Regions from separate parts of the Homo sapiens genome. Here region 2 is linked to region 1. Evidence: chromatin contacts called from ENCODE Hi-C or POLR2A ChIA-PET data. All regions are on one chromosome and are shown on one strand. Each heading gives the region's core, a stretch centred on a gene start or an enhancer-like site at or near the end of the contact. The rest is flanking DNA. Distances are from core to core; before and after follow the strand shown.

The links. A loop is a pair of places that touch in the nucleus more often than their neighbours do. ChIA-PET counts read pairs that join two places held with the same protein, here RNA polymerase II (POLR2A).
Region 2: a map of K562 shows a loop between it and region 1 (2.2-fold over the local background). The contact joins the enhancer-like site here to the promoter of ADGRG3 in region 1. A Hi-C loop is called at or near these places in 1 of 168 maps with a recorded cell type or tissue (K562). POLR2A ChIA-PET finds 5 or more read pairs at or near these places in 2 of 52 experiments (BJ and HepG2).

The regions. Positions count from the first base shown.
Region 1 is chr16:57,666,195-57,670,634 of GRCh38, forward strand. ADGRG3 (adhesion G protein-coupled receptor G3) reads left to right here and starts at 2,112. Exons shown (of 12, transcript NM_170776.5): 1 at 2,112-2,211. The coding sequence starts at 2,154.
Region 2 is chr16:57,890,672-57,895,111 of GRCh38, forward strand. All of the region lies in intron 31 of CNGB1 (cyclic nucleotide gated channel subunit beta 1), which reads right to left. Among named protein-coding and RNA genes, the nearest start is that of CNGB1, 78 kb to the right of the region's middle. Within about 2 kb of position 2,209, at least 8 of the 41 ENCODE cell types and tissues checked have a DNase peak (open chromatin) inside an H3K27ac peak, as active enhancers do.

The DNA.
Region 1 (4,440 bases), core at 862-3,361:
GGTTGAGGCAACTCCCCCCATCTTCCAGAATGGGGGGGAAATGACCCAGCCCCGTTCCTCCGCAATTCTCCTGCTTCTCAAACATTTTGTTTCTGCATCTGAGGCTGGCTCAGGTAGTGGGGAGGGGTCTTGGGTTGGGTCTCACCTTCTCAGGTAGGCCCTGCACAGGGCACCAACAGTTCCATGCTGATCCTTTTACCCCGATGGTTATTATCATGCACTTTCCCAGGCTGTGGGGCTTTGGACAGTGGGATCGCCCTTTCTGCCAGCATGTGGCCAGGCGTGCATCTGGAAACATCCCTTTAGCTTGGGAAATGGATTGGAGCAGCTGAGGGCTGAATGCTGGCTGGGTCTCGCTGGAGGACTTGAGGCCCTGCCCACTGGAGCCATTGGGAGAAGCTGGGGCAGGAGGCGGCAGGAAGGGACACTACTGTTTTGTTGGCCCTGGGGTTGGGGGGGGTCTCAGGGTTCTGTGAGTGGCTCCAGGCTAGTCCCTGGTCCCCAGGGGGCGTTTCAGGGAAGGGGCCTTAGGAAAAGGTGGCCCTCCTTCCAGCCCTGCCTGACCTTCCCCTGCACCTGCCCTCTGCCCACTTCCCAGGTGGGCTGGCTGCTCGGAATCTCAGTCTGCTCACCCCCAGGCGCTTCTTCACACACTGGTACCTGCGAGCCTCTCTGAGGGCCCAGGTGCCAGGATGGGGCTTCAGCGATGGGCCCAGCACATCCAAGTCCACTGCCCCACCTCACCCTCACCTGCAGCTGGGAGGGAGGTCTGCAGATCTTCCAGGAGAAGGCTGGCCAGGTGTGGAGCAGTGGCAGGCCCAGCCATTCATCTGCCTTCGCAGCCCTCCCTGCAGAGGAAGTTTCTGGGGCTCAGGAAGCCCTGGGCTCTGACCTGCTGCTCCATGCTGAATTCCCACCTGCTCCCACACCATGAGTGACCCTGACATCCCCTCCCTACCCCTTCCCAGACCCAGAGGGCTCAGCAGGAGACACTGAGTGGGAGGAGGAGGAAATGGAGGCCAGCAGGGGCTGAGCGGCTCCCCAGTTCAATCCCAAGGCTGAGTAGGGCTAGTGCCAGCCCCGTGGGCCAGAGGGGGATGCCAGCAACCACACACCTTGGTGGGATGCCCTTCACCTTCCAATTGCCAAGTGGCCATGGCCTCATGCACAGTGCATCCGTGGGGCCTCCAGAGTTGGCCCGAGTGGCTGGCGCCCTAATTCCTTTAGGCTGAAGCCCAGGAGTGTTTGCCACCCCCACCTCCCACCTGATCAGTGACCATTTGGGGTGTAAAGACAACAATTTCACAGCTCTGATGATCAGAAATGATGTAATGGCCACAGGCGGCTCCGCCTGCGTCATCCATGATTTCATCACACACCTCGGGAGGCTCAGGGTGACAGACAGTGCATGCAAGGTCACCCGGCCAGGAAGTGGCCAGGATGGATGTTAGCTCAGGCCTGACCAGCCCCCGGGGCCGCACTGCTGTCTTCCCGCTACCCTGCCTCTGGGTCCGTCCTGTTATCCAGGCTGGTGGGGGAAGCTCAGGCTGCAGGGCCAGCTCCTGCTCTCCTCCCACACCCTCCAGCCTGGTTCAAGCCATAGGCACCATCTGGGTCTTCGTCCTCATGCCCAGAGCCAGGCTCTGTGCCCAGCTTGTTGCAGGTCTCATCAAACCCTGACACAGCCTTAGGAGGCAGCCCCATTGCCATCTTCACTTTACAGAGGAGGAAACTGAGGCTCAGAGAGGCTCCCAGCTTGTGAGAGGAGGGGTCTGAGTAGGTGCGCCTGACTCCAAAGCCTGTGCTCACCACAGTTCCCAGGGATCCGCTCTGAGCCAGGCCCCTGTGGCCACCCAGCCCCTAGCCCCGTAGATCCCACCCCAGTGGGGCCCCGGGGGCACATACCTGGGTGGGCTCAGCAGCTCCCTCTGCAGGTGGACCCAGGGTGCGGTGAGACTGGGAGCACTGCCCAGTTCCCCACACTCACCTTTCACAACCCAACCAATGGCGCCATCGAGCAGGAAGGGTGAGAAAGAGGACACAGGAAGCCAGAGTGGTGGGGCTGCAGGGTGGGGGCAGGCCAGCTCAGCAGAGCCTGGGGCCAGAGGGCCAGACAGCCACAGAGCTCCTGGCGTGGGCAAGGCTGGCCAAGGATGGCGACGCCCAGGGGCCTGGGGGCCCTGCTCCTGCTCCTCCTGCTCCCGACCTCAGGTGAGTGGCTGGCACCTCATCCCCTCCTGCCACGCTGGGCCGACCCTGCCCTGCCGAGGGAGGGATCCAGGGACAGACGCAGGGACTGGAGAAGGTGAGGAGTTGGGGTGTCTGGGATGTGTCCTCCGATACCCCCCGTGGCCGCCTCAGCACCTTCTCTAGCCCTGTCCCTTTGGGTCAGTCCTGTCCTTCCACTAAACCTTGCTCAGGACTGGTCTCAGGTTCCCTTTGTTGCTCCACAGTGCCCTGGAGATAGGGGAGGTCGGAGGGTGCTCCCTGACTCCCCAACCTGGGCTGTGTCTCCCTGACAGGCCTGGCTCTGAGACAGGGGTTGGCCCCGGGCAGGCAATTCTCCAGCTGGCTTGTGAGATCCTGGGGACGGGATTCAGACACTCTGGAAGCTGAGGCCAGGAAGGTCTGTCACCTCGTTCTTCTGGACCTCTCCTCCCGCACATGTCACCCCACACCGGCTCCCTCTCCCAGTCTCAGCCACAACCTCTTGGTCCTCAGTGGCCTGAGCCAGGATCCACACTCCTCCCCGTCACTCTCCCGTCTCACACACAAACACATGGTGCGTCTCCAGAGGCCATGGAAGTGCCCGGGCCTTGCCTTTGCTGGCCTCTCTCCCAGGAAAGCTGTCCCCCTACCCCTTGCCCACTTAGCCAGCTCCATTTACCCTTCTTGGCCTCTGTGGCGTCTTAGCAACCCTCTCGGACAGAGGGAGGTGCTCCCCCGTTAGTGCTCCCTCCTCAGTGCTCCTGTCTCAGGGCCTTGCAGGCCACTCTCTTTTTGCTCCTGACTCGGTGAGGGGCCTGCATGTCCATCTCCCTGTGTGTCCAGCGTGTGGTCGCGTGACTTTGGCCACATAGATCAACTTATTTGGTCTTCAAATAACCCTCTTCTTTTCAAACATTGGAAGATTCAGTGGAGTGAATCAGTCCCTGGCTCAAAAAAGGGTGGGAGATGACAGCACTGTCCTCCTAGTGGCCCCGGGAGGCCCTGGTACAGAGCAGGCCACCAGGCAGCCCTTGATAGATGAATGAACGGAGCCACCGATGGCAGCTGTGACCAGGGCTCATGGGCGTCCTCAGGTCCCAGCTGTCATCGCTGGTTGGGCCTTCAAGCCTCCTCCAGGTGATGCTGTTTCCCCCATGGTGATGTGGGTGCTCTGGTTGGGGCAGAGCAGCAGCCATTTGATTGAGCAAGGAGCTCTGAGAGGTCTACACACAGGAAGGTCTGCACACTTCCTGTGTGGACAGTGATGTGTTAGTCTCCATTCTCCATTTGCGCATTCATTCATTCATTCATTCATTCAGGAAGCATCGATGGTGCCCTCTGCTCCTGCTGGTACCACTTGGCCCCTGCCCTCAAAAGGCTCACAGTCTGCAGGAGTGACACAGTGTGGTGGGGGCTCGCATGTGAGACCCAGCTGTTAGGGCTGAGCAAGGGGTGGATGCAATGGAGGGCCTGGCATGAAGGGACACGTGACAAAGGTGCGGGCAGGGCACGGGGAGCAAGGAGGGTGGTCACTGGGCAGGCTGGCACCTGGGGCAGCCTTCAGCACCGTGAGGTCTAAAGGGGCCAGGAGGGAGTGGCCCCCTGGGCTTCTACAGCCAGACTGTGGCTACAGGAGGGAAATGGCGGTGGTTTGCTCACGGTGAGCCAGCAGGGGCTGAAGGAGCCATGCGGGGTGGGGGCAAATGCCCACTCTGCCCTCCTCCTGCCCTCTGACCTCCAGTCCACTTTCCACTTGCTGACCCCCAAATGAGGCAGTCCATGGAGGCCAGGCTCTGGAGCATAGAGGGTCTGGAGAGGAGGGGAGTGCTATCCCACCCACAGGCCTAGCACAGGGTCTCCTTGTCTACATGAAATGCTTGCAGTGTCTTCAAAGAATAAACACAGAAAAGATATTTAATGATCCTGTCTGTGTAGGGTGCTTGCCAAGAGCTTCACTTACATGCCTGCGCTGAAATTCATGGCAATCCGGGAGGGAGGCCTGCACCTGGACCCATTCATGACAGCAGGGCCGGGATGGCAGAGAATGGCACCCGTCCTCAAGCTGACAATGTTATCTCCCCTCCTCTCCTGTCCTCTTCCTTCCCCTCTCAACCCCTCCTCCCCTCTCCTCTCTTCCCTCTCCCTGTTTCTGTCTTCTTCCTCCTCTCCCTCTTCTCCCCTTTTTTAAAAAGCCAACATAGATCATACTATATTCATGCTCATCTATCATTT
Region 2 (4,440 bases), core at 959-3,458, 220 kb after region 1:
AGATCTCAGCACTTCACTTCTTTGGGGACCCAGGTCCCCCATCTGCAAAGCAGGGAGCTTGGACAGAATCCCACACGTGGCCCTCACCAACTCAGATGTCCCCGGGACTATGGTTCTCAGACAGTGTATCTCCCCTGATGAGCAGAGCTCATACACAATCCCCTGCCTCTCTGGTCAAGCTGGCCTGGCCAGCAAACAACCACTCTGATGACTCATGGCTGAGACCCCCATTCCCACGCCCCCCCATGTTGCTGTGAGGCCTGTTAGCCCCATTCCTTCGCCTGGCTGCCTCCCACCCACACCTCAGCCTTCTCAGTGTGGACACAGGTGCACAGGCACTGTCAGGAATGGGGGCCTCTGCACAGCTCTTGGGAGGTGCCTTTGGGGTCCCATCTGATTTGCCAAACTCTTGCCTAACCCACCCAGCAGGATGGGTAACAGCTAAAAGCATGGCTTTCCTGAGCTTTGCTCCTCCTGGTGGGGGTGGGGGCAAGAAGAGAGGGTGGGGAGACCTGGTACCAGTTTTCAGTCATAAGCAGTTGAATCTCATGATTTGTAGTAATTATGTCCTATAAGATCTCTGCGGACACTGAATTAGCAAAAATGGAAACATTGTTCCTAGGGGAAATACAAGGCTAGATTCCTACAAATCTCCCATCACAACATTCATCAACCATAATACATGAACTTGGCCAGGCGTGGTGGTTCACACACAGTCCCAGAACACTGGGAGGCCAAGGCGGGAGATTTCTTGAGCCCAGGAGTTCGAGGCTGCAGTGAGCTATGATCGTGTCACTGCACTCCAGCCTGGGTGAAAGAGCACGACCCTGTCTCTAAAATTAATAATAATAAACTTGTCTTATGTGTGTTTCTTTTTAAAGACATTATTATTATTATTATTTTGAGACAGAGTCTCACTTTGTTGCCCAGGCTGCATTACAGTGGTGTGATCTTGGCTCACTGCAACCTCTGCCTCCCAGGGTCAAGCCATTCTCCTGCCTCAGCCTCCCGGGTAGCTGGGATGATAGGTGCCCATGACCACGCCTGGCTAATTTTTGTATTTTTAGTAGAGATGGGGTTTCACCATGTTGGCCAGGCTGATCCTGAACTCCTGACCTCAGGTGATCCACCCACCTCAGCCTCCCAAAGTGCTGGGATTACAGGCATGAGCCACTGTGCCGGCTAAAGACATCTTATTAAATATAGATTATTGTTTTATTAACATTGAACGCACAGCCAACAGCACTGTAATTCATGCCTGAATGAAGCTTATCTAACACATATTTTCTGTGTAAGGCACATTGCAGACTTCTTGTGCTTAGGAACATGAGACGGCACTTCAGCACTATGCTGGGGGGCCATTTTAAACAGTGCAATCGCCAACAAAAAGCACAAAAATGCAAAAAAAAAAAAAAAAAAGAGTAGCATTAAATGGACCATAAAAAGACACCTCTTCGCAGTACAAGAGCTAAAACCACAAGACAGAACAGGGACTTCAGCGGGGAGCGTGCACTTGGGGTGACTCAAGTATTTTGCTGCTCTGGGCATGTCCTTGAATGACCACAAAAGCCTGTTAGTATTGATCTTGGCGTTGCAAGTCCATTTCAGTGAGGAGGCGAATTTGCAAATATGGAGTCCATGAATCACAAGGGTCCACTCTACCTCCCTGTCCCTGGGGAGAGGAGGCACTGGCACGCACCACTGATGTGGTGGGGAACGTGGGGAGATTTTCTGGGAGAAATTCAGATAGACTGGGTTTTGGAAGGGTCCAGTGGGTCCCTTGAGAGCAACCAGGTAAGGTGAGTTTGGGGGCAGCTTCCTTCCCCAGGGGACCTCAGTGTCTTGTGTGCATGATGCTTGGACATCAACACTACATCCTTTTACCTCGAAGCTGCCAAAGGGCTCCTGTGAAAACCTAAGGCACTTCAAGTCACTCCTCTGTGTAAAACTCTCCATGGCTCCCATCTTCCTCTGAGGTCTGACCCAATCTCTTCCCCTAGACTCCTCTGATCCCATACCAAGCTATGCTAATTTTCTTGCTGTTGTGCCACCCACACACTAAGCCTGCTCCTCCCCAGGGCCTCTGCACATGCTGTTCCCTCTTCCCAGAATGCTGTACCCAGCCATCAGTCCCCCAGCTCACTCCTTTGCTTTGTGCAGGTCTCGTTGAAATGCCACCTGCTCAGAGCAGCTTCCCCAACCAGCTTATCTCAGACAGCTCTCCGTCACTTCCCGCTCCTCCCGTGGCTTTGTGTTTCCTCGTAGCCAGACGCATCACATCATCGCTCATCTTTCCATTGCCGGTTCCCTGACTAGAATGTGAGTTTTGTTTGGTCCCTCCTGTGTCCCCAGAACTCAGCACTGTGTACTCGATACATCACTGTGCTGTAGGAATGGATGCTGGTGAGTTTCTTCCCTCTATTATGACAGCTCTCTGTGCAGTTTATTTATGGTGTCATTGTATAGAATGAAGGGGAAAATAAGAATGTGTGATACAAGACAAGGAGGAAAACCCAGATATGTGGATTAAAAAGGTTTTACCCAACTGAAAAATTATAGGGTGAATTTGATGGCTACAGAGGAACAATTGCTTATTTATCTGAGAGACAGGGTCTTGCTCTGTCACCCAGGCTGGAGTGCAGTGGCACGATCATAACTCACTGTAACCTTAAATATTTGGGCTGAAATGATCCTCCCGCCTCAGCCTCCTAAAGTGCTGGGATTACAATCATGCAGCATTGCGCCCGGCCTGAAGTGATCCTTATTAACATGCACTGAGCTCTCTTGTATGACAGGCACCCCACCGGAGACATTCCTGCACACTATTTAATTTTCACAGCAGCAGGCCAGGCACAGTGGCTCACACCTGTAATCCCAGCACTTTGGGAGGCCAAGGCGGGCAGATCGCCTGAGGTCAGAAGTCCCAGACCAGCCTGGTCAACATGGTGAAACCCCGTCTCTACTTAAAATACAAAAATTAGCCGGGTGTGGTGGCATGTGCCTGCAGTAGTCCCAGCTATTGGGGTGGCTGAGGCAGGAGAATCGAATTGTTTGAACCCAGGAGGCAGAGGTTACAGTGAGCCAGGATTGCGCCACTGCACTCCAGCCTTGGCGACAAAGCAAGACTCCATCTCAAAAAAACAAAAAAAATTTACAGCAGCAAAGTAGGGGTTATGACCTTTATTTTACATAGGAGACAACTGAGACCAGAAAAGTTAAACAACTTCCTCAAAGTCACACAGCCAGCACCTCACATGGAAGGGATCTGAGCCCCGCCAGCCTCCCAGACCTATTGTGGGGTTCCTGACACACTACGTTGCCTGTCGCTCAATTTGAAACCTGATCTTAAGGGTTTGAAAACAAAAACCGGCTTTTCTAAAAAGAATGACCTGTTCCCCAACAATGCAAAATACGGATGCACACGGTTATTCGTTGCACCACTGTTTGTAATTGCAAAATTGTGGAAATACCCTAAATGTCCATTTACAGGAATGTTCTGCCACTGTGGAAAGGAATGAGGAAGCTGACTCTGCACTGATAGACAATGATTTCCGGGTTTTGTCGTCATGTGGAAACAAAGCAAAGTACAAGAATCTACAGCATGCCATATTTTGTGTAAGAAAGAAGAAGAAATAAGAAAATGTTTGGGCTGGGTGTGGTGGCTCACACCTGTAATCCCAGAATTTTGGGAGGCAGAAGCGGGCAGATCACCTGAGGTGAGAAGTTCGAGACAAGCCTGGCCAACGTGGCAAAGCCCCATCTCTACTAAAAATACAAAAATTAGCTGGGAATGGTGGCAGATGCCTGTAATCCCAGCTACTCAGGAGGCTGAGGCAGGAGAATCACCTGAACCCGGGAGGTGGAGGTTGCAGTGAGCCAAGACCTAACCACTGCACTCCAGCCCAGGCTACAGAATGAGACTTCATCTCAAAAAAGAAAAAAAGAAAATGTCTGTGGACTTGTCCATTTTCGCAAAAGTAAGCAGAGGAAAGAAAAGGCAGAAATTGATGCAACGAGCCACGTAATAATGGGAGTTGCAGTCAGGGGGCAATGGGGACAGGGAGAGTTGGGACGCTTTTCTGAGTGCCCCATTTTGCAGAGTGTTGACCTTCAGGAACATGTTAATGTTCTACATACTGAAAACAAGAAAAAGTCAACAAAGATCAGGGTGGCAGGAGCCCTAAATGGAATGTAAACTGAAACAAGTGAACCTACCTGTATTTCAAATGAATAAAGTAACCACATTAAAGGGTAGTGGAGGAAGAGAACGACTCCAGATAACTTTGAACGTAACACTTCCATCATATATACTCGGGCTAAACACAAAAGAACTGCATCCAGTACTGAACTCTACCTAGAAGCCTTACTTTTTGTTTTTACAGTGACATGGGCTGGAAATTCTGAAATGAACTTCCCTGTATTGCTCAGTGTTGGAGAAGA